Regions from separate parts of the Mus musculus genome. Here region 1 is linked to region 2. A link is a loop called in an ENCODE intact Hi-C map of the cell type or tissue named here. Cell type or tissue: left cerebral cortex. All regions are shown on one strand. Each heading gives the region's core, and the rest is flanking DNA. Links, peaks and the distances in the headings are about the cores only.

Region 1 (12,507 bases), core at 1,474-9,473, 550 kb after region 2:
TTACTGGGAGCACACGTTGCTTTGGAGCACAGGAGGGACTCAGCTTACAAGGAGACATCCCAATGGTCTTCCCTGAGGATACCTAATTGAGTTCTATTTATTGGTGGTTCCACTTCCTCATACATAAATCATTTATTGTAACCAACAGCATGCTTTTCAGTCGAGACTACTTAATGTAGAATAAAAGCAGCAAATGTGTTGGCCTACAGGAACGAATATTCAAGGCACCATTTCTAAATCTATTTGCAAGGTTATGTGGTTCCAGCAGAGACATCCTCCACAGAAACATGCTCTCTAGTACATTTGTGTCACCTGCCCTTCTCCCAAAAGTCACCTAGCATGTTGCTCAATCGCTGACACTCAAGCCCAGTGCACAGAAGGGCTGGCTGTGCTAATTTTGCTAAAGTAACAGAATGTATCACTTGTAAGGAAGACTTTCCCTCCTTCCTTCCCTTCCTTCTTTCTTTCTTTCCTTTGATTAAAAGCATAACAAGCACAGAGTAAGTTATCTTGAATTCATATCAAATCAGCTGAAAATGTACAAGATCCATGCAGAATGGCTGAATGAATAAACAGGTTGCAAAAAAAAAAAAAAAAGAGTTGAAAATGAAACATGTTTAAGAATGATACAGATGTTGGGCATAGTATACTCCTTTAATCCCAGCACTGGGAGGCAGAGGCAGGGAGGTCTCTATGAGTTTGAGAATAGCCTAGTCTACAAAGTGAGTTCCAGGACAGGCAGTTTCCAGGACAGAAACCCTGTCTGGAAAAACAATGAGCAGAACAAAGAATTGTGCAGTTGTAGGGAGGATACAAATATTTGTGACTGTTTACAAAGACTATGGGGCATCTTTGACCTGTTTACTCAACAGCATTTGCCAGTAAAGTGAGAATAAAGTAATTGATTGGTGTTTTACTTAACACTAAGAAGTCATCTGATTTGTATGTAAATTTCAATAGTGTGCCTCAGCTCCTCAGGGCTAGCAGCCCTAGGTCCTAATGAAGTTCTTGCCTTGATTGTCCTCTGCCTTGTCACCAGGTGCACAGTGACTCAGATTTGCTACACACTACAAAATTCAATATGAAGACTGGAGAAAAAAAAAAAAACACACCTTCCTATTTACCAACCAACACATTTTATCAGGAATAGAATAATGTAGATAAATTTAGCAAACATCAAATTCTATATCGATACAAAGGATGGTAATATGTTTTTAAAAACCTAGGGTGTATTCTAGAAATTCACCTATTTTTAAAATACGAAGTTCATGTAAGAGTTACTCTGTTGAATACATGCATCATTAAATCCTTTGCCTGGAATGTCTACACAGGTCTACTGAGTGGCTCAGAGGGTGTGCCTTGCAGAGCCTGCCATCCTGAAAAGGCAGAGGTTAAGAGTTGAAACCACAGTGATAGCCTGGAACTCACTGCACCTCCTCTAGGTGAGCTAAACAGTGGTGACCATTTACAAGGTGACAGACAGCAGGAAGTGGCAGGATGGGTTTCCTTTGTGTCACAGCTCCACTCAAGGGAAGGCTTAGGTTGTTTGCTATTCTTTTCGTAAACACTGGACTCCATGGCACTTTGAAGACAGAAGTGGACCAGCTGACCTTTGACCTGGCCCTTCATTCACAGTCAGGAGCACCTCCATCCCTAACTGGCATGTCTGCACCTCCAGGGTTTAGCACTCCAAGATACTTGCTAACAGTTATCTCTCTACTCTCAATGAGATGCTTTAAGGATTGTGCTGTAATAATAATAAAAAAGACAGTAGATTGTCATATCGACCTGGTAAGTGCTTTCTTAGGGATTCAATTCACACACTTTGATAAGGATGGGCCACATGTTTGTGGGGTATAGTTTTGTTTTTCTAGTGAGTTACAGGATAGCATCAGCAATAAATTGAATATATATATCCTGATGGATTTACTTCCAGTGAAAGGGTGTCCCCTGAGCTGGCCACCATCTGCTCTTCCCCAAGCCCACCTGTATCAGCCCATGAGCAAAGTCAATACCTGAGGCTGAGGAAGTCACAGGAAACTGAAAGCAATGGTCAAGTTTTTAATGAACATGCAATCTTCTATAAATAAATGATAAAATTGTCCCTAGATCTTGGGGGATCAAAAAGTTCAATAATTAGAGAATTTCTATAGGATTGTAAAATTGATGTAAAAGAATAAAGCAGATAGAATTTGCTTCCAGTGACAAAGACGATATTTAAAATATAGACAATATCACTGGGAAGTTTCGAGAGTCGAGAGTTCTCTAAAATGCTACAAAGCTCGAGGTTCGTCATACAAGGATGAGGTCTGAAGCCTGTAAGCAAGCAAGAAGCACACCAAACTCAGCACTGTAAGAATGCTCCCCACAAGCCTGGAGATCTACACTGTCAGAGTGAAGGTCTCCTGGAAGCAGAGCAGGCTCCCGATAGATACTTCCGTTGACCGTAACACTTATTAAACTGCTCATTACGAAGGGGATTGCCAAGATTTATCACCACAATGTGAGTGAGAGATCAAATCCTTCAGGCTGAAAACGGTAATGCTTGCCATATTTTAGCCATTTGCTACTGCAAACACACGCACATTTCAGTTTCTGTAACTGAGCTTGCCTCCAAAGCTGATGATCAAACTTACAAAGAAACTAAGAACATGAGTAAAAAGGTATTCAATTCTCAGCTGCTCCATGATAAAGCACGCCTCACCCTTGTCCAAAATGAAAAGTTATTCTTCTATACTGTAGCAGAAATGCATTACTTTTGTGTTCTCCGACACTTAACAAGAATAATATATTCTTAAAATAAGGTATTAGCATATATTAAAATTGTCCTGTGTAATTGGCCTCAAAAACAATTAAAAAGCTTTAAGTCATGCCTGAAACCTACATCCTTAAATTTAAAACGTTGCCTGTTTCAACCATAAATAAGCATTCTTCCCCACCTTAGACATGCATGTATTATACTGGCTCCCTGTAATCTGTACTCAAAAGCAAACTACCACCCAGTGGAGAGAGTGAAGATCTTCCAGGGATATTGGCAAAGCAAGCCAGGTTTTTTTTTTTGGGGGGGGGAGGCAGGGGGACAGTGTAGGTGGGTCTATGGGAAGTGAAGAGCAAGGCAGGGCAGGGAGCCCTGTTTAGCGCTAAGCTTGACTGGTCATCAATTTATATCCAATGGGAAAGGAAATCTTCCCCTGGGCATACTTGGTAGTGTGGCTTCTGAGGAAAACAGGCTAGGGAGACCTTTCACCGACAAACACTCTGTTCATGCTCAGCTCAGTGAAAATAGGGGAAGACAAGAGGCAAAACTACAGACAGAAGAGAAAGGGAAGTGTGTGTTGGGGGTTGGGGGGTGCACGTGTGGAGTGAGTGTGGAGTGTGCATCCTTTAAACACTGGGGGGGGGGGTTCTGAGTGTGAATCATTTCTCACAGGAGGGAAGTGCCAGTGTATGAGAGGATGGGAGAGCTGAGAGGGAGTGTGCTCATAAAATCGAGATTTATGGGATCTGAATATGGTACTGGACCTTGAGTGTGGGTGTGACAGAAAAGTGCATGGGAGGCAAAGCTGGAGACAGATGATGGTCTGGGAGGGGAAGACAAGGGCTATGGTGAGGACCGGAAATTAGTGGAAAGGGAAATCTGGAAAAACAGGGAGAATAAGGAATGACAGGAACTAAGGTGTGAGGGAAACACTGGGAACACTATAGCATAGGAGTAAACCAGAGACTGGAGGCAATAGGGGTGACTGAAGAGGGAGTTGGAGAAATGGGATAGGGGACAGAGGAAGAGGGAAACACAGAAGGAAAGCAGCTACAGGAGGGGGAAAAAAGCTGAATGGAATATTTGGATCTTACTGTTCAAGTGAGAGGGAAAATAAATGGAGCACAGAGCCAGCAGTTGAGAAAAGTCGCTTACGGAGTGAAGCAGAAACAAGCCCTGTAAACTTGTCAGACTCCTGGAGTACCGCTGGCAGCAGAGCGGAGACCTGGCTCCAAAGTGGCACCTGCCCCTCCTTCAAGCCCCACACTTCCTAAGCCCGGGCTGCTTGGAAAGCGCTTTTCCCTCTCTCCCTAATCCAGCCAGACCCCTGCCCCGGGGTCCGAGAAGCCCAGGAAGGGTCATGCGTGGCTAGCCTGAGGTGTGGTGTTTTTGCTCGTGAGCAACAGCAGGATTCACTCTGGGTGTAAAGCAAGGTGCAGAGAGGGAAAGGGACGGAAAGACAGACTGAGGCAAGTGTAGAGAGGGCGCGCGGTCCCTACCTGAGCACCGCTGTGTCACCTTTCCTCACCAGCATGTTGTCCACGGCCGCCCAAGGGAAGTCCACGCTCTGCCCGGCCGGGAGGCAAGAGCACAGGCTCAGAAGCACCGCCGCCAGCCACTGGTTCGAGCAACAAGCGCCCTGCGCCAGGAGCACCATGTCCGTGCCTGCCAGGCTGCTCGCTCTCCGGCAGCGTCGGCTCCCACCCCCTGCTGCTGGCGAGGCTGCCCGATAACCAGGCGGCGCGCCACACGAGATTTTTTTTCCTCTTTTCCTTTTTCTGAGTGGGTGGGTGGGTTTCTTCTCTTTCTCGCCCCCTCCCTAGTTGTCGGGCGTAGTTTCCCTCTTTCCCCGGCCTCGCCTCCTTTCTGCTCCTCTGCAGCTTGCCTTCCCTCCCTCCCCTCCCGCCCCCTGGCACCGCGCTCCACCTCCTTCGGGGCGCCCGGCCGCGTCCGGAGCGTGGCTAATCCCTGGCGGCCGCACACCGTCCTGCGAGGCTGCGAGCAGAGCGCGGGAGGCGGCGCAGGCAGCGCGGGGCGCAGCAGCGGCCGGCGGCCCCCGGGCTCGCGCGCGTTGCCAAGCGGCCGTTTCCGTAGCAACCCCGCCCAGGGATGGAGGACCAGGCAGGGAGGGGGGCCGGAGAAGCGAAAGAGATAGATCAAAAAGAGGAAAGAAGAGGGACTGGGAAGCTAGGGCGACTGAGGATACGCCGAGGTCTAGTCCGGCTTGGCAGCGCGAACTAGAGAGCTTTGCGAGCCGCGGGGCTGGGAAGTCAGGGCATAAGGGCCAGGCCTGCCCTCTGGTGCTTTCGGCTCCTCGGGCCCCCGACTTTAAAGTGCTCAAGTTGGGGTCGGCGCCATCATGACGCCTGAGACTGAGTGAGTTGGCTTTTTTTGTTGTTGTCTTGTATTTTTTTTTTAATCCTGACTAGCTAATAGCGCTGTTAATAAACTGCCAGTTAGCTCTCTCTTCTCTCTCTTCCTCTCCTCTCCTCTCCTCTCCTCTCCTCTCCCCTCCCCTCCCCTCCCCTCCCCTCCCCTCCCCTCCCCTCCCCTCTCCTCTCCTCTCCTCTCCTCTCCTCTCCTCTCCTCTCCTCTCCTCTCCTCTCTTCTCTCCCCTTCCTGTTTCCTTCCCTCCGTTCCTTATTTTTCCTTTAGTGGGGGTATTTCTTTTCACCCTCTCTTGGAGATAAGCAGGGATTGTGGCGGCGCTGCTGCTTTACGGGGACAGTATAGTGATTCGGGCATGCCGACCGAAAGCTAGTGCGTGTGTGAGTCCGCCTGTGCGTACTGGAGAACGCCTGCCCTTCTCTGTGCGTCTTGATACTAACTTGCGCATGAGTGTGTGTGCGCGTGTGGTGTCAGCACAGAGTGTCCACTTGTGAGAGGGAGATGGAGTGTGCAGGGCGCGTGCTGGGCCCGGGAGCGCGCGACACGCAGGCGCAACGGGAGGGATGGGCGGGCCTTACTGGGATGCAGAGTTGGAGGAGGCTGCAATCAGTGTTTTAATTGTGTGGAGCTAGGCGGTCCTGTTATGTAAGAGGCAGTTTAACCCATTTGAGCCTACTGGGCGGAAGGCTTGCGCATTCGGTTGAAGCCAAGGCATTCCTCGGCTTTAAAGAGTCCCAGTTGTATTTTTTTTTTTCACCGCCTCCCAGTTGGGGTGGACCTGCATCCTTTGAGCAGTAACCTCAACCCCTCAAGGGGCAAGCAGTGTCCCGCGGATCTGCTAGCCTACGCCCAGGTCAGGGCAAAACAGGGTACAAGGCACGGGGGTCACCCCATAGTCCACTCTTCCCCCCCCCCCACCCCCTTTCTGGCACTCATTTTCAACCCTAAGATCCTAGAGGTCTTCCAGGCGATTTGCAAATCAATGAGAGAATCTGAATCCAGAACAGCGATTCCAGTGCCCATGAGGAGTTTGGGAAGCTGGTGGTTAGAAATAACTTACCCTCACCACTTGGTTTCCCCCACCTTCCGCCTGTAGCGGTATTTACAAAACACATTCGTCTTTCACTGGTGCTCATTTGAACTCCTTTATTTATTTATTTATTTATTTATTTATTTATTTATTTTATTCTTTTATTTTTTTCTGAACGCCAGCAGGGCCCCGCGGCAGAGCGCACTGAAGCAAGGATCTCTGCAGGGGTCAGCATCCGGCTTCCTCCCCAGACTGAGCTCTTGATGAGGCAGGCAGGAGTCATAGATGTTGGTGGTACCCAAGGTGGCTTTTTATTTTTTATTTTTATTTATCACGTTGTCTAAGGATAGATGGGGTAGGGCCAGCAATTCACATCACCCGGGACCACCCAGACTGACTATCCAGGAGCCTCTAAGCAACATCACCACCCTGCAGAAGATTCCCTGCGAGGCTCAGCAATTAACGGAGAGGTTTGCAGCAGGAGCTACTGATGTGATTAGTATTCAGGCTTAATTCTCAGAACCCGCTCGGGAATTGAAAGTGCGGTAGTATTCAGCCGCATTTCGAAACATCAATAAAATGTTAGTCATTTGCGGATGAATGAAAACATTTTTCTTTACCGTCTGCTGTGCTAGGGAAATTATTGTCAAATGGCAGCCTCCCACTAATATTGATGCCAGATACCTAAAGCTCTCCTCTTGTGTACTTCATTTAACATTCTTGGCAGTGCACTCTGGATAAAGCTTAAAATTATCTAGGACAAACGAGGTATTAGAAGGCTTGACTTCCCACTACGTGGCCAACTAGTTCCATGCGGTATTATTTCGCTATCGATAAACTAGACGCCAATGAAAAGAGGCAGAAGCCTCAGTTTCTGGCATTGAGCCAAAGTTTAAGGATATTGTATGCAGGGATGGAAGAGCCAGCGCCTTCAGAGTACAAGCCACTGAAAGACATCCTTTCCTAACTGCTTTCCCCAGAGACTAACTAACATCTTCAGCAGTGGTAGTGGGGGGTGTTGGATAGGATGGGGGGATTCTGTGGCCAGGGAGTGAGCTCTACAGCAATTTTAATATGTACAACAACCCTTCAGGCTCCTAGACCGAAACTGGAGCCACTTCTATTTAAAGGCAATGAGTTTCCTTTCCTCTTTCTGGTTTCTATCTGGGCTTCTAGTCGATGATCAGAAAATACTTAACTCTTACAGAACCAATGTAAGCAAAAGAGAAGCCAAGGTGATAAATGTTGCGATCTTAGAGTTTATTTGTAAGTATGTCACAATTAAGGAATGCATGTCAGGCAGTTGCTCTAGCCCAGTGCTTTTATGCTGCCCTCTGATTAAACAGGGAAATGGGAAATAAGTTTATCCTCATGTTATTGCAGGCTTACCATTTGACCCTTCTGAGGGTTCACATCTGAGGGTATTTTTCAGGTTTCCTAGCATTTGCTTCTGAGGCCTCTGAATTCTTCCCAGTAGAGATATAAACTCTGGAATTCTTTGCTCCTGTTGAGGAAACTATAGAGTAAAACCATGTAAGAAAATGAAAATGGTAGAAAACCCTACCTGTAGAATAGAAGGCCACACTGTCTTCAAATGGATGGTGACTACCTGAGAGGATGTCATGGGATGGTACCCAGGTCAGATATCATGGGGTGTCTTACTTTGTAAGCATGCATTTCGCTGTTTCTAAACCTCAAGTTCCTCCATATAAAGAATTGAAAGTACCAATATGGAGTTGATGTGGAACAGCCATGTAGAGCCAAGTAGTGATGGTAGATACTTGTCCATCGGTTTACACTGATTTTTCCTCTTACCTATGGCCTATGTTTTTAAACACTCCGTGGTATATTGGAAAGGAGACTGTTATGTCTTTAGAATTTTCATTTAAGGTTTGGTGGTGCAAATGAGATCGATATTATGAAAATATAGGGCAGAAAAATCTTAGGCAGGACAGGACCTAGCATCCACTTGAAAGCCCTGAGAGTAAGAGTATATTGTAGTTCTTGAAGGCATCAGTCAGAGCACTGTCCAACCAGGCTAAGGGTCTCTCACTTGCACAGTGATTCATTTTGAGTTAAATAGGCTTAAGTTTGATGGATTTTCAAGTCATTGTGAAACATTAAAAACAAACCAACAGAACCACCACCCTTAGGGAATTATTAGAGATTCTCAGCCTAGCCCCCTTAAAAATTTGGAAACAGGCAACTAGGATTGCTTTGGTAAATGCTCACTCAGTAGCACTGCAACCTCAGTAGGTAAAAGTTAACAGCACCAGGACTTAGCCACTGTGCTATTATTCACTGACATTGCTAAATATCCTGCCTCACAGAAGCAAACCATTGCAAGTTAAGAACTGACCATTCAGTCAGAGGTCATAAGTATAGACATTTGTGTATGAACCCCCTGCCCCCCCACACACACGCACTTGAGAGTGCGCACACACACTGATGAGGCAGTGCTGTGGCCCACACCCATACTGCCTTGAAGTTTACAGAGACAGAAGTACTCCTCATCTAGCAGATTCTTGGCCCTGATTCCTTGAGGAGATCCAGTTAGATGAATGGAAGGGGGGTAATAATTAGCCCCAACTGAACTCCTTATCATGTCCCTCGTGTACTGTGCTGTGGCCATACACTGTGGCCAGCTCTTCTTAGTGTGTGCTATGTGTGCTTTCCCCACGTGTGGTTCTTTGCTAATGGCTATGGTGAAGGAGGTGAAGGGGAGGGACCTCTTAGATTTAGATCAGAGTTAAAATGACAAGTCTCAGCTTTAAGTAATTAACTGCCTTCCAGGAAGAGGTGCCTCTGTGCCCGTCTTTCTTACATTAGACCTACAGGGTAGGCAGACTGAGAAATGAATATCAAATAAAAGGGAGGGGAGTTATTGGCTAGTGGTGGTGTCATTCCATCTAAGCAGTGAGTCACAGCAGCACAGAGGTCTCTGAGCTGCTAGGGTGGGTGGGGATGGTGCCCAAGTTGTTCCCCAAAGTTCCCCACATTCCAGAGAGATGCCACAAATGTAATCTAAGAACTTCAACTGGGAATCATCTAAGTATGAGAGAAAAAACATTCTCAAACACTAAAATCTTTATTCTTTTTTGCTTGTAAGATGAGAGATTTAACTACATTTCATTGCATATTTTCATGGGTTATAAGCAATAACTTTCATGTAATAATCTTAATGATCCTTTTCACTTTCAAAAGTTTGTAGGAGCATCTGGTATATGAATTAAAACAGAAACATCAAATTTGATGTTTTCAATTATATGGTGAAAAACTAATAATGTTATATTCCCAAATAAGTATACCATTTTATTGTTCTATTTCATAATTTGTCAAAAGTTCTTACTCAATATAAACATGTTTATTTTGTGCATTTACTGTCTTTATAACTACCTCCTTCTTCCTTTGTTCTTTGACACTTTCTCTGTCTTTCGTGTCTGTGAAAGAGGGCTGCTTACTTTGTAAACTTACGGCATTTTGACTGGAATTGGCAGCTTTCATTTGGAATAATTATTACTCCTAATTTTGTAAAAGAGAAACATGAAAACCATCGATAATTAAATAGGTTAAAAAGTCAAAAGGAATTCTAGAAACCTCTGAACTGTTGTAACTCTTGCTGTGTGGATTATGATGCTCATAAAAAAGTGAAGACTAGAGGAAAGTGCCCATGTCTGAAATTTAACAAACTATATGAAAACCTTTCAGAATTTACAATAGCCTACCAGATTTGTTACACTGTTTTCTTTTGTTCTGAAAACAATCACTTTAAGAAACATACTAAAGGAAACTTTAATAAAGCATTGGGCTGTGTATACACTTCTATACATATTGTAGAGAGAGTCACCTGCTCCCAAACACCCCCCAAGAACTCTATCTGTATCACCTCCATTAGTTTACTCAAAATAGCAGAGTTCCTCAGCTCCTGGTCCTGAGGGTGTTCATTCTGCTGCCAGCATCTTTGCTGTTTCCTCTTCTACAGCATCCAGGTCTCCAGCCTGTGGATCTTTCCACCAGCCTTCAGGCTGAGTCTTTTCCCATCAGCTGATCCTCTCTAAAAAACTCGGGGACACAATCCTCAGTCTCTCATGATCCTATACCAAGTCAGTTGGCAACAAGACTAAAATATCACTGCTAATAAATACTGGGCATGGTAACCAAGTTGGGGCCCGGATACCTTCTCATTTAAAGTCATAAGCCTATCCCCATGAAGAGAGTTATGGTGTAGTGTGTACATTAAATGATGTAATAATACAGGGTCTGGAAAACAAAGCTAAACAAATACACCAGGGTACGTTTCAACAATGGTGCACGAAAGTTCAACAGATAGTGCTCAGATCATCGAATATCAGTTGACCTTTATCTGACAGTGTACTAAAATAAAATAAACTCAAATAGATGAAATATCTAAAGACAGGATCGGAACCCATCTTTGTTCCTTGGTACTCACTTTGAAGACGATTGAGATATCACATCAAAGTCCTGGGACAAAAATCAACGGTACATATTATGTCAGTCTAAATACCTTTCAAAACCAAAAGGCGTGGAAATAGTAAAGGAGCCTACAGAATAAGGAAAGCATTTCCAGGTTGCATATTTGATGGTGGAGTGATATTCAAAATTTATAAAGAGCGTGTATTGGCTGGTTTTGTGTGTCAACTTGACACAGGCTGGAGTTATCACAGAGAAAGGAGCTTCAGTTGGGGAAATGCCTCCAGGAAATCCAGCTGTAAGGCATTTTCTCAATTAATGATCAAGGGGTGAGGTCCCCTTGTGGGTGGTGCCATCTCTGGGCTGGTAGTCTTGGGTTCTATAAGAGAGCGGGCTGAGCAAGCCAGGGAAGCAAGCCAGTAAAGAACATCCCTCCATGGCCTCTGCATCAGCTCCAGCTTTCTGACATGCTTGAGTTCCAGTCCTGACTTCCTTGGTGATGAACAGCAGTATGGAAATATAAGCTGAATAAACCTTTTCCTCCCCAACTTGCTTCTTGGTCATGATGTTTGTGCAGGAATAGAAACCCCGACTAAGACAGAGTGCTTACAATTCAATGACAGGAAAGAAGATAACTGGATAAAACTGGACACAGGGTGAGTAGACCCAGACATTTCTCCAAAGAAAACATATAATGCCCATTGATATCATCATTCTTGTTGTCTTCATCATCATAGTTGCCATCACTGCCACCATCACCCTTGCCACCATCACTGTTGCCTTCGCCGAGCTTACCAACAGCTACTTCAGGAAAAAGTCCACTGCGGAAGAAAAAATGAAAAAGTACAAATTCTTAGTGACAAGCAAAGCATCACACCAGTACCTCCAGGATGAACAGTCTCAGCACCCGAGTGTGAACTGGAGGACAAGTGGACGAAGCCTCTAGTCTCATCAGCACACAGACACTCCACGATGAAATGCCAGTGACAACTATGCCTCTGAGCTCCCTTTCAGCTGTAGCAAGGCAAAGATATGAGTCTGTCCAATATCTAGGGCTCCTTCCAGAATATCAGATGCACCCTATATTTAATTGCTGGATGTTTGGATTGCTGCTGCAGGTCATGGTGAGTACAGGCCTCACCACCAGAGAAAGCTCATACCTGGGCAGGCAATAGCTATCCCTAACCATCATATCTTCTGGATAGTGTTCCTAAACACCGGCAATCTTGGTAATTATTTTTTGTTTCATCACTGTAAAATATTTTAAGTCTATATGACATCCAAATTTATGTATTTCCTGGCAATCCATAGAGAATTTTATCAGAACTGTGTTAGGTGGGTTTGTATATATTATATGGATAAGTTAAAAATGAGTGTCAAAAAGATTTTCAAGATGAAAATATTTACAATTCACCTATAATTTTAACTTCGGTAGAAAATAAACAACTTTATTCTGGTTGTATTTGGTAGAATATAAACAAATTTTATATTCACACATGCTATTTATAATGTGTAATATTTAGACATTATTATTGGGCTCAACAAACATCGGCATTGTGCTCATTGAAATAATTTCATTTTACGCACAAGTTCTAACTTTAGATAGTATTTGCAGAGAACCCACAATTTCTGCATAAGACATAAATCATGATTTTGAACAAAAGTGATGTGCTTTATTTGTTAATGATCACCAAGATTTACACTCACTCTGGCCTGCTGGTTTTATTTGGATTTATGAGTTATCACTGATTTTCCTGCTCTGAGATGTCTTGTGGTAATACAATTTGCTGCTATCCAGAGAGCAAACCCTGATGCCCTCAAGAACTCTTGATTCTTTTCAGCACAATCTCCCCAGAGAAAGTAGAGAGCATCTCATTTCACCAAATGCTTTTCTGTCCCA
Region 2 (12,507 bases), core at 2,128-10,127:
ATGTGTATACACATACCAAACTCCCATACATTTATACACATGTACATTACTGCACACACACACACACACACACACACACACACACACGTACATTGAGACTGCAGTGGATGGTACTGGCAGCTTTCTCTATAGGCTGTAAATTGGTCCTTCTGCCATAGGGCATTTATTTGTAACCAAATAAGGCTGAGATGAACACAAACCCTCAGGAGAAGAAAGGAAGAAGGCTCTTGACACCTCTTAAATGTGCAGACCTTCCCAAATGAGTCTAGGGGATGGAGGAAATGCCGATCTCAGGTTTAGCTCTGGTGTAGAGGGGCATGGTCGTGGTGTGTGTGGTGTGTGGCTGGCTGACATCAGAAAGCAACTCGTCCTTTGGAATGCAGGCAGGTAGCACACAGCTGACAGGGCCCTTCAGTGCTGAGAAGCGTCTACAGTAGTAGCACAGGGCCTCTCTTGAGCAGAGCCCTGGGATAAGAATAGTTCAGATGTTCTTGGGTTACTTGAGAAGTGACAGGATGACATGCAGCAGGAACAAACTAGCAGACTTGCTCATTTGGGCTTCTCTGCAAGGTTCACTAATTTGCACTCCCTGAGCACTTACTTGGAGTGATCCATATGCTCTGGGCTGTAGGAAATAAGGCTAGTGAGTGTGGTGCCTAGTCCAGGCTCCCATTTGTCATCATCATATAATTGGCAGTGTTTCTGGCCTCTATTCAAATGAGAGGCAGGAGCAGAATAACCAGCCTGCCCGCACATCCAAGAGCAGCTCCACTAAGACTGGCTGGGGCAGTGGAGGGCTGGGCTCTCAGCTCTGACAAAGCCAGCCCTTCATAACAGGCATTGCTACTAATGACTGCAGCTTGGGATGCAGAGCAAGTGCCCAACCGACTGCAACTGTCTCAACATGGGATGAAGAGAAATGATAACGCATAACAAAAATTTTTAGTGGGAGAAAAAGATGCTGGAACTCCACTCAGATCCCTGATCACCTCCTTTTCCTTTTGATGGGAAACAAAATCCCCTCAGCTTTTGCTGCAATGATGTAAGGCTGTGAACACATGTGTGGGCCGCAGTTGATAAAATATATTAATGCCATGGACCCAGGCAAGAAATCCGTGTGTGTGAGTTAGACTAAACAGCCTTTTACTGAGGTGACATTGGTCATGCAGTGATTCAGAGAAATAGCTTAGGATAGGAAAAAAAAAAAAAAAAGGAATGTTCACAAACTAGTAGTAGACTTTGAGAATACAGTTAAAATTCAGACTGCAAAAGTATAATTGGACAAATATTTCACCAGCTTTTTAACTCCACCTGGCTGTTGTCTGAGAGACATACATCATGTCAGCTTATTATGTTGCTGCAATGTGTTTTCAAAAACTCTTCTAGGAAGCAGCGTTGGCACAGGGGAGAATCAGAAGAAAGAGAGGCAAGACACCATTGTTTTTAAGATAGCTGCTTCTGCGAACAAATGTCCATGCACACTGGTGGTTGCTGTAGTTTGTAAATTCCAGGCTTCTTGGAATTGAAGCTCACAAATGTCGTAATTTCCCTAAATCCAAAAAGACTTTATAAGCCATCCAGCGCCATTTGAGGGCCAGCAGAAAATCTCCAGGACTGATACTTGGCATGTTTTGGAATAGAAAGTTAGTAGAAATTATTTCTTAGCTTTCCTCATGAATTTTTGTAGAAAACAAAATCAAATCTAAATGCATAAACAACTGGTGACAGTTCCTATTACATATGGAAACATGATCGTAAGCTTCCTGATGAAAACCATTAAAAAGCCACAGGAAACAGAACAACAAACAGTGGGGTGTTCTTCTCTTCTAGCACTGATGCCATTCCAGGCACCCAGAGTGAGTGCTACTTGATATTGGGAGCAAAAGCTGACAGCCTTCTGATAGCTCCCAATCCAGCACTGTGCTGCCTATGACCTGCAGCCTCTGCTGCTCCTTAATCACGTTTCATTGCTGTCCAGCTCATGTAGGTCAGCTTTGCATCTTGGCAGCGGGGTATCCCTGAAGTGGGAATGGCCTCCCCAGATAGCCAGGCCACCAACAGCCTCCCTTTCACGTCCCTGCTCAGATATACCTTTTCAATGATCCCGTGTTGAGGAGTCCATGGCACACTCTTCCCCAGCATCTTGTTACTCTTGATTGTTCTATACATTTTCCCCCATAATACCCATTGCTTCCTAGTATATAATTTATATTTTGCTTGGCTTTCATTGGCAGCACTCACTGTTGTTACTCTCTTTACCTTCCTCTTCCTTCTCTTCATTGGCAGCACTCACTGTTGTTACTCTCTTTACCTTCCTCTTCCTTCTCCTCCTCATCTTCATCATCTTCCTCCTCCTCCTCATCTTCTTTTGATAGTGAATGCTCCAAGAAACTAGGCCAAGACATTTCTTTTTTTATACCCTGATCATCTATCAGGTTATCAATAAGAGTCTGTTGAATGAATATAAGGTGTGGGGTCTTTAAAGAGGTACTTACAACCCAGGTCTCAGTGCTTGTGTTTCTTTGAACAATAATGAGAGGTTCCAAAGTGTTGCACCTCGAGCCTGGCATAGTTGCTATCTTTAGGACTGTCACCAGGCCTGGTAGCCTTCTGTGTGCCCACTAGCAGAGAAGTCCTTACTCAAAAGGCTTTTCTGCTGACTTCCCCAGACTGGCTTCTTTGTAGATATTGAAAATGAGTCAATCTCAACAATTCCCTGAATCCTAATTCACCCACTGGCTTTCCCACATGTGCATAGCTCTGAACTCTGTTCATTTTGCTACCTCGACAGTCAGTCCAGAAGCATTCTTAGGCACCAGCCCTCATCCTAAATTAGGAACTGACATGTAGAAATTTGGGTTTATGCAGTGGTCTGTCAAGTTTTTCCTTCTTCTTCTTTTTTTTTTTTTCAAATTGAGAAGTCTTAGATTATATTTCCATTGGGAATTATTTTTAGACAAACCATATTTTTTTTATTTTTCTTTAAATCACATAGAATTGCTCTCATCCATTACAGGAAGTGCTCCTTGTTGAGGGTTAGATAGGCTAAGTCCTCCATTTTGAGCACAAGCACAGCATGGTGCCCTAAGTACCCAGGACATCAGTAATTCCTCAGAAAGCTGAATCTTTGATGCAGAGGACAATTGAGGCTTAGGGAATTGCAGTTAGCACCACTAACTTCGCCTTTCATGGTACTATTTTCAAAACACAATATGGTCCTACACATTCCGGGATTTTATTCTGAAATATTCATCTTTCAAGAATTATTTTTATGCAGCAATAAATGAGGGAAATAAGTTTACCTTAGATCTCTCTCTCTCTGTCTCTCTCTGTCTCTCTCTGTCTCTCTCTGTCTCTCTCTCTCTCTCTCTCTCTCTCTCTCTGTGTGTGTGTGTGTTTAATATTCAAAAGACCCATTTTTGAAACCCTTGGTAAGATTTAGTGTCTTTCTGAGAAAGAGCAAAGTGTGGTAGTTTTGGATATTTGAAGAATATACTAGAAATAAGAGGCTCACATATAAATCCATGATGTCCTTAGTCCTCTGACAGATTCCACAGAGTAGGAAAAATGGATATTCAGTTTCAATCAGTGTCAATCAGCTGGCACTGTGCTGTGGAGAAGTTCAGTAATGACCGTGAACTTCCGTGCTCAATCACTGCCTGGCCGCCTTGTGCTGCACAGGTCATGAACCTTGGGCATACAATTCTGGATTGCAATATTAATAGGAAAGAAGAATTACTTCCCAGAATTTTATTATGTTCTTTTTTCCGCATCCTCACCTTATATGGTAAAAATACAAGCGATAGTTTGCTCAAGGTTGGGAAAAGTTTGCTATGGCAACATTTTTTAAAAATTTTTTTTATTAGGTATTTTCCTCATTTACATTTCCAATGCTATCCCAAAAGTCCCCCACACGCTTCCCCCACTCCCCTACCCACCCACTCCCACTTCTTGGCCCTGACGTTCCCCTGTACTGAGGCATATAAAGTTTGCATGAACAATGGGCCTCTCTTTCCAATGATGGCCAACTAGGCCATCTTCTGCTACATATGCAGCTAGAGACACGAGCTCCAGGGGGTACTGGTTAGTTCATATTGTTGTTTCACCTATAGGGTTGCAGATCCCTTTAGCTCCTTGGATACTTTCTCTAGCTCCTCCATTGGGGGCCCTGTGATCCATCCAATAGCTGACTGTGAGCATCCACTTCTGTGTTTGCTAGGTCCCGGCATAATCTCATAAGAGACAGCTCTATCAGGGTCCTTTCGATAAAATCTTGCTAGTGTATGCAATGGTGTCTGCCTTTGGCGGCTGATTATGGGATGGATCCCCGGATATGGTAGTCTCTAGATGGTCCATCTTTTTGTCTCAGCTCCAAACCTTGTCTCTGTAACTCCTTCCATGGGTGTTTTGTTCCCAATTCTAAGAAGGGGCAAAGTGTCCACACTTTAGTCTTCGTTCTTCTTGAGTTTCATGTGCTTTGTATCTTGTATCTTGGATATTCTAAGTTTCTGGGCTAATATCCACTTATCAGTGAGTACATATCATGTGAGTTCTTTTGTGATTGGGTTACCTCACTCAGGATGATGCCCTCCAGGTCAATCTATTTGCCTAGGAATTTCATAAATTCATTCTTTTTAATAGCTGAGTAGTACTCCATTGTGTAAATGTACCACATTTTCTGTATGCATTCCTCTCTTGAGGGGCATCTGGGTTTTTTCCAGTTTCTGGCTATTATAAATAAGGCTGCTATGAACATAGTGGAGCATGTGTCTTTCTTACCAGTTGGAACATCTTCTGGATATATGGCTATGGCAACATTTTTGACTATTGCTGTACTCTTAGTTATTTCAAGCATATACATACATATGTGTGGGTGTGGGTGTGTGTATGTGTGTGTGTGAGAGAGACAGAGAGAGAGACACAGAGAGAGAGACAGAGAGACAGAGATGAACACACATATAAATGAATATGCATAGTGTACGATGACAGTGAATCTTAGCAGAATTTAATTTTCTCCTGTGTCATTTTCTCTGGTCTGGATGGATGGGTGGTTTTGGGCAGGCATAACATCTCTTCCAAGAAACGAGAAGCCCTGGTAACCCCCAACAGACTCCACATGGAAATTGATCACAACACTCATCACTCAGGAAGATCCACCAGAAGTACTCAGAACTAATGGATATCCTCCAGGTAAGATGGGCCTCAGGTGAGACATCAGGATGCTGGTCACTCTGTCTCTCTTACACTAGAATGCAACAAGATAACCTAAGACAGAACACATGGTGACAGAGGGATTTGGAGAATCTTTCTTACATCTGTTATCATTGACCAGAGGTAGGGGATAACTCCAGCAAGATGGCTTATGTGGCTACAGCTGCATCCTGGAGAGGACAGGGACATTTCAACATGAATCCAGAGCTTTAGATGGTGGCCAAAGAAAGCAATTCCTAGACAAGGGAAATGATTTTGAACTTATAACATGGCCACTGATACATTAATATTTTATTAGTAATAATTATTATAAAATTTATCATGTATTATTACAACATAATTTCATTTATTAATTTAAAGGGTTCTTAATAATAATAGTTATTATTATTATAGAAACAGGCTGTGGCTAATTTAATTGAGGCACTAGTTAGTTATGGCTATGGTGTTCAATCATGAGCAGAAATAATTATTACTTTCAGAATATGTTGGTTTCAACCATGTCATGTTAGTGTAAGGAAATAGTATATAACAGAAGTCTGCACTGTGAGCCTCTGTGGACAGGCTACTTTTGACTGAGTTCACGCTCTTCATGAGCTCTATCCTGTTGGAAGTCTATGCTAAAGAGTTCCTTTCTGAGTCATTTTCTGCCTTTAGAATCGGTTAGGTGCCCTGCTGCTTAGCTCAGCTTTTGAAAGCTGTCTTCTTTTTCTAACCATGGCCCATTAGCCTAGCTATGGGAGCGAGTTCCAGAAGTTTGATCCTGTGAGAGTGCCCTGAAATTATAGAATCTTCACTAGGGAGTAGCATCCTCATGTGTCAACTGGATGCAGTGAACACCCAGGTTACACTTGAGGACTTTGCCCTGGGCCGATAGACAGAATGCCCTGTTGCCATTTCCCTCAGGTCCTCTGCAATGTGCCCCTCATTGTCTCTTTACAATGAATGCCACTGTTTCCAGAAACAAATGAAACAAAAGACAGGGCCTGAATGTCAGATAGAACCCAACCTTATTGGCATCTTAAATGCACAAAGTGTTCATATCTTGACTATAAACATAAATGACCTGCCTCTGAGTGGTATGGACACCCAGCACATAGCACCCTGTTGTGCACTGATGCACTTGTAGGAAATGAGTCTGTTGGGCTGCCTGCATTTCTCCAAGGAGAGAAGTGCTTACATACAGGCCTGACTACCTAGGTACCATTTCTACATCCCACAAGGGGGCAGGAGAGAACTGACTCTTAAAGTTGTGCTCTGATCTTTATGTGCCAGCACAGCACAGCACAGCACAGCACAGCACAGCACAGCACAGCACAGCACAGCACAGCACACACACACACACACACACACACACACACACACACACACACACACACTAAAATGAATGCACTTTTAAAAATCAAAACCAGATTTTTATGCCATGGCTTCTTCAAATGTTATCTGCAAAGTATGAGCTAAAATGATCCTTTATAAAGTTTTTGCTTTGCAGGAATGGAGGCCTGATCTCAGCCCTTCCAATCTCCCTGCTGAGAAGACAGAATAGGAGGCTCCCAAGGGGCTTTCTGTAAGCACCTGAGAGTAAGCGCTGAGCTCAAGACCTCAATGGGAGCTCTTGTCTCAAAAAACAAGAAAGCCAGCTACTGAGGAGTGATGCCTGGGGTTGACCTCTGGCCTCTACATTCACATGAACCCACTTTGTGTGCATTTATACACATCTACATAAAAATAAGTTATAACAAGTTAAGTTAAAAATATAAGCCATACATATGTGTGGCAGCACACATATATTCACAGATTAAGGTATATATGCACACTTCTAATATCTATGTGGAAAAACAATGAAGGGCTTTTCCATTCCAATGAAAAATGGCATTTAACATATCCCACAGGTTTTTCTTGAGATAAAGAAATATGTAGTCAGCTGGCACTGTCTCCATTCACAGATGTTTATGACTTTCTTAGAATGCTTTAGGGTCTAAAATATCTTATAAATCATCTTGGCCAAGAAATAGTTTTGTTCAGAAAATTCAATTTAAGGCAAAAAAAAAAAAAAAAAAAAGATTGGTTTCTAAGTCACCTGACTATAGGGTAGAAGAAAGTGGTTCAACTCCCTTAAGCTGCATATACAGGGATACACAGATCTTGTTTTCCTTAAATTAAGATCAGTGCTGTTCTAGAAACATAACTGGAGAATGAAACTTTATGCATATGAAACCCAATATTCTTTATGAGAGCAAAGAGTTCTGTTTATTCATCTCTGTCCTCTCATTTTAAAGATGGCAAAACTGAGTTTCAGAGAAGGCAAGTGATTCATCCAGGAGACAATGGAGTCTACTCAACCTTGAAAGGCTTCAAGCATTCAGCATTCAGCTGGAGTTGGAGGCTTGCCTTCTAATTCTGCTTTCTCTGCCTGGAGAAGATGGAGCGGAGCACTCTGTGGCTCAGTGTCTACTGCGCAGTCTCACTGTCCAACCCAGGAGCAGTGTCTGGATTTCCACTGAAAACTTCTGATGCACATGCAGAAATGCACAAATGCATGGGCATCCCACTATCTATTTTCACAGGCATTTCCCTGTTTTGTTTTGTTTTCACATGGTGTTTTGTGTAGCTCAGGTTTCAGACCCACTATCTACCTGAGGGTGGTCTTGAATTCCTGACATTCCTTCCTCCACCTTCTGAGTGTGAGGGTCGATGTGTACTTGGCACTGGGGAGCCAGACCCAGGGTTTTGCATATGCTACTCAAGTATTCTACAAACTGAGGCCTGTGTACAGCCCCCCCCCACATGTTTTTAATAATTCTATGAGCATGATTTTTCCTATTTATCATCAAATAAGCAGGTTTGGAAATATTCTGTTTTCTCTCTTGCACTCGCTACTGTGTATCTCAGCCACACCAAGATTCCGTTATTATAAACAGTTATTAAAAATGCTCTCTTTCTACTGTTATATAAGCACATACATACATATTTATATGTATGCATGTTCAAGAACTGTGAAAGACATCCTGTATCATTTTAATTGATGCAAATAAAAATAAAATGATATATTTTATTAATCAAACATGAGATTCTTAGAAAATAATATCTAGAATGTTTTGTAAATACAGAAAACAACCTTTCATGTTAAAATGAGTCATGAATTATATTAGGGTTTGCACAATTATTATGGTTACTCAGGATTATTTTCAGAAGACAATTTTGCAACTCAGGTTATGAGGGTTAAAAGTATATCTCTGATGACACATAGATTCCAATCAGATGTAGACTGATGTGTGCCAAAGAGCGATGAATAAGGTTGGTATGGATTTGTATAAGCAAATTGGAGGTGACTTCCCACACAATGAAATAGCCTTGTAAATTCTAGTACTTACACAGACACAAAAAGCACTGTTTAGCCACTAAAAAGAATGTTGATCTGTGAACAGGCTACAAATGGCATCCATGTAAACAAGGTACCAAGCCTTATACATAGATGTGTAGGGCCATAGATTCTAAAAATGCTTATAGGAATTTTTTGGGGCAAATAATCTTTTTCTCTTCACCCTCTGGTTGCTAGGATGGACAACAAACTTACATGACCTAAGAAGTGAGCCTATATACATGGCAGGAGAGGCTTTTCCCCCAGCAGTTTCCTGCTCCAGTCAGTCTGACCATTGGCTGGGAATTGGGTAATTTCTTCTTCCAAGACCCTCAGTCTCCACTTCTGAAATCAATTGGCTTGGTACAAAGGACTCTGAATTTTACCTGGGTAACATTCTCTTTTTGTTGTTTGTGTGTTTGCTTTTGATCTTTTTCTTTTTGAGACAGGGTTTCTCTGCTGTCCTGGAACTCACTCTTTATACCTGGCTGGCCTCAAACCCAGAAATCTGCTTGCCTCTGTCTCCCAAGTGCTGGATTAAAGGCCTGTGCCACCACTGCCTGGCCCTGGGTAACATTCTTAATTCTATCTGCCTATTAAAACTACAATGTACTATTTAAAGAGTCATGTTGAGGGTTATACACACTCCATACAAGGCATGAAACACAGCTATTAAACATGAAGATAGGGATGGGTAGAACTAGAGAATAGTGTGCTCTTAAATTCAGTACTTTAAGGATTTGTGTATGAGCTCATTGATGTGATGGTGTGTGTGCAAATGTATTTAGAAGCCAGAGATCAACCTCAAGTGTCAGTCATCAGTTTCTACCCACCTTTTCTTTAAGGCAAGGTCTTTCATTGGCCTGACACTTGTTGAATAATCAGTGCCAAGGATCCTCCTAATCTTGTCATTACATAGACATGCTACATGCCCAGCTCTTCGTGGATCTGGTGTTCAAGACCGGGTTCTTTATGCTCGGGTAACAAGCACTTAGCAGACTGGGTGATATCCCCATTAAAAACAAATACACAGTTACATAGCACGAAATCCTTGTTTCCCTCTTCCTTGGTCATTGATGGGGAAACTCTAAATTGCAGAGTCAGCCCATGTAAAATGCTAAGATGATCAACAGAAATGTCAGCGACCCTGAATAACAGGATCTGCGATTATCAGGGTTTTCTGGTATTGACTGGAATTAAGAGCTTGCACTATTTATGGTGAAATGACTCCAGACAGATGGGGAAGTTGGATCAAATGGAGTCAGAAGTTTGGATTCTAATTAGATCCAGCTGTTCTGCACACACCAGCTCTTTATCTTCAGAACTTAGAACTAGTAGGAACGAGTATCACATTTTAAAACTCAGTTTGAACCTGTCAACATGGAATTACAGAAATAACAAATCTTGAAATGTAGCCTGTGTCTGCCTTATTACAAAAGAACCCGTGTTTTTATCACGGTTAGGGAGTAAAGGTCAAACAAGCTTTCTGCTTCATGAAGGTTTCTTTTTTTTTCTTTTGAGCTTTGAATATTTCAAAAAAACAAACTTTGAACAACGGGGGCTTTGTTTTTAAAGGTCTATTTCCCTCAGCTTTGATTGAAGTAAATGTCCTCTTATCATGTGTTCTCTAAAACAAAATCATATTTGGTGTAGGGAAGAAAGGCCATTTAAAGAGTGGATCTCAGCTAATGGCAGCTGTGTGTGCTCAGGGTGGTTCTTAATGATTCAAGGCATTCTCTGCTTAATATCTTTATTTAGGGAACTAGAGTGATAATTAGGTAAGAAATGACTTTGTTCCTCCAAGGGAAATATTAACATTGTTTAGATAATGCATTCTTAACTTGATCTTAAAAATACTTCCCCCCAAACAAACAGAAACTCATAACTTATCTTTATCTGTTTTCTTTATTGAGATATTTCAATCCCCGCACAGTGCCTCAGAAACCCATAAGGTATCTTTATCTGTTTTCTTTATTGAGATATGTCAGTTCCCACACAATGCCTGGCCCACGGTTGGTATTAAAATATCTTTGGGATGACAAAGAATGTGAAATATAAGACTAGGTTTTTGTTGAGGAATTAATTTGGGACAAATATTTACAGTAAAAGAGAAATGCCTGACCTCCTTATAGGGATAAAATTCACTAGAGTTTGAGTCTTTCCATCTGCACGGCCCAAACCAACTAAGTTCTCTCAGTCATCTCACCTCTCACAAAGTTAGCTTACCCTTCACATGACCTCAGCAAAGTTATTGATTCTTTTGAACAGGGTTGTTTTAAGGCCTGCATAAGAAATGTATGAGTTCTCTAGACAGGATCATAGGCAGACCCTTGCACACTCTATGCTTCTCTCTGGTTGACATCTCAGATGCCCTTGCCCTGTGTATCCCCTCTCTCTGAGACAAATGAATGACTCAGTCCCCAAGTCAGCATTTGTTGCATTCCAATGCTGGCCATATGGAATCCCTCATGGTTACCTGTGGTGGTTTGAATATGCTTGGCCCATGGGAAGTGGCACTATTAGGCCTTGTTAAAGTAGGTGTGGCATTGAAAGAAGTCTGTCACTGTGTAAGCCTGCATTGAGGGCTCCTATTGCTCAAGCTCCATCAAGTGAAGAAGAGAGAGTCTCTCCTGGCTGCCTGTGGGAAGACAGGCCTCCTATTGGATGTCTTTAGATCAAGATGTAGAACTCATGGCTCTTCTAGTAACATGTCTGCCTGCAGGCCACCATGCTTTCCACCATGATAATAATGGACTGAACCTCTGAAACTGTAATCCAGCCCCAATTAAATGTTTGCCTTTATATAAGTTGCCTTGGTCATGGTGCTCATCACAGCAATGAAATCCTTGGACAACTCTACTCCCTGCACTTTCCTTTTTAATAACAACAGAAATACAGCAGTGTCTAATATTCTTTAAGCCCTCACAGGGGTCATACCAGGTGGTCACCTACACAATATCTTATTTAATACCAGTGATTTTATAAGGTGGCACCAACATTTTTGTTTCAGCTTTCACTGTTAAAATTTAACTTGCCCAACAAGTGGATAATTTCCTGTAAATTCTTGGAGTATGGAAACCAGATTCCAGAAGTTCTAGGAGTTCTCTCAGTTGGAGTCAATAACACTTTTATGATGTCAGCAGTTTTATAGACAGTGAGATGAGGGATTCCAGGAGATAATTCACAGACTCCAAATGAAGTAAGATGCAAAGCACAATATTTCTCATCTCAGAGCTAAGCCTGCACTCTTCCATTGTGCAAAAAACAGTGCTATCTTATTTCAACCAAGTTTTCAAGAAATAGTTGTTTATGAAGCTGTGTTTTCTGTTCAGCTTGGTGGATCATGGGTGTAATTACAGAACTTGGAAGGCTGAATTCAGAGGACCAGGAGTTCAAGGACGTCCTTGAGTATACAGATTCTGCTCCAAACAATGTAACGATGAAATCTAACTTTATTCTCAGAGATACAACTACTTTTTATATATCTTATCTCTGTCATTCCTTACATAATTAATTTGCCAGTCTTTGGTAAAAAGTAGTGTGATTTGTCATTTTATGTAGAAAATCAAGAAAAATATTTGCTGGTTAATTCCCCATTTTTAAAGTTCTAGATCAAAGGTCAGATTATGGTCACATGCAGCTTCCTGTGTTTGTCAATAAATTTTGACCAAAATACAACACTTTCATCTTTTTACATGTTTTATGTGGGTACTATGTCAAACAACTGCAAATTTGCCATAAGGCATATAAAGTCTAAAACTGTCAACCAATTTGTCTTTGAGATGTTTATCAACTTTTTCTAAACCATTGTGGGTTCTATCTTGGAACTGTGCCAAGTATCTCTCTTATAAAGTCAATACTGGAAGTCATGATGTCAGAAGTGGAAACAAGCTGAGTCTTAGAGACTTCCCTCCTACCTTTCTTTCTGTGAGAATCCA

Evidence for each region. A loop is a pair of places that touch in the nucleus more often than their neighbours do. Peaks named below come from ENCODE experiments on the same cell type or tissue, not always from the same donor. Only the 100,000 strongest peaks of a DNase experiment are listed, where the experiment ranks them.
Region 1: a loop joins it to region 2, with 5 times the contacts of the local background. A loop is called at or near these places in 4 of 42 quality-filtered maps.

The regions. Positions count from the first base shown.
Region 1 is chr3:156,554,103-156,566,609 of GRCm38, reverse strand. Negr1 (neuronal growth regulator 1) reads right to left here and starts at 4,816. Exons shown (of 7, transcript NM_001039094.3): 1 at 4,258-4,816. The coding sequence starts at 4,415. 4930570G19Rik (RIKEN cDNA 4930570G19 gene) reads left to right here and starts at 4,923. Exons shown (of 4, transcript NR_040399.1): 1 at 4,923-5,134. In left cerebral cortex, for the core only: CTCF peaks have their summits at 2,481, 2,994 and 4,600; DNase peaks (open chromatin) are centred at 6,252, 6,455, 6,612, 7,001 and 8 more places; H3K4me3 peaks cover 6,133 bases; H3K27ac peaks cover 4,842 bases.
Region 2 is chr3:157,103,468-157,115,974 of GRCm38, reverse strand. The region is part of intron 4 of Negr1 (neuronal growth regulator 1); the gene reads right to left. Among named protein-coding and RNA genes, the nearest start is that of Gm24373, 100 kb to the left of the region's middle. In left cerebral cortex, for the core only: a CTCF peak has its summit at 6,421 (motif pointing right); DNase peaks (open chromatin) are centred at 6,435 and 7,612.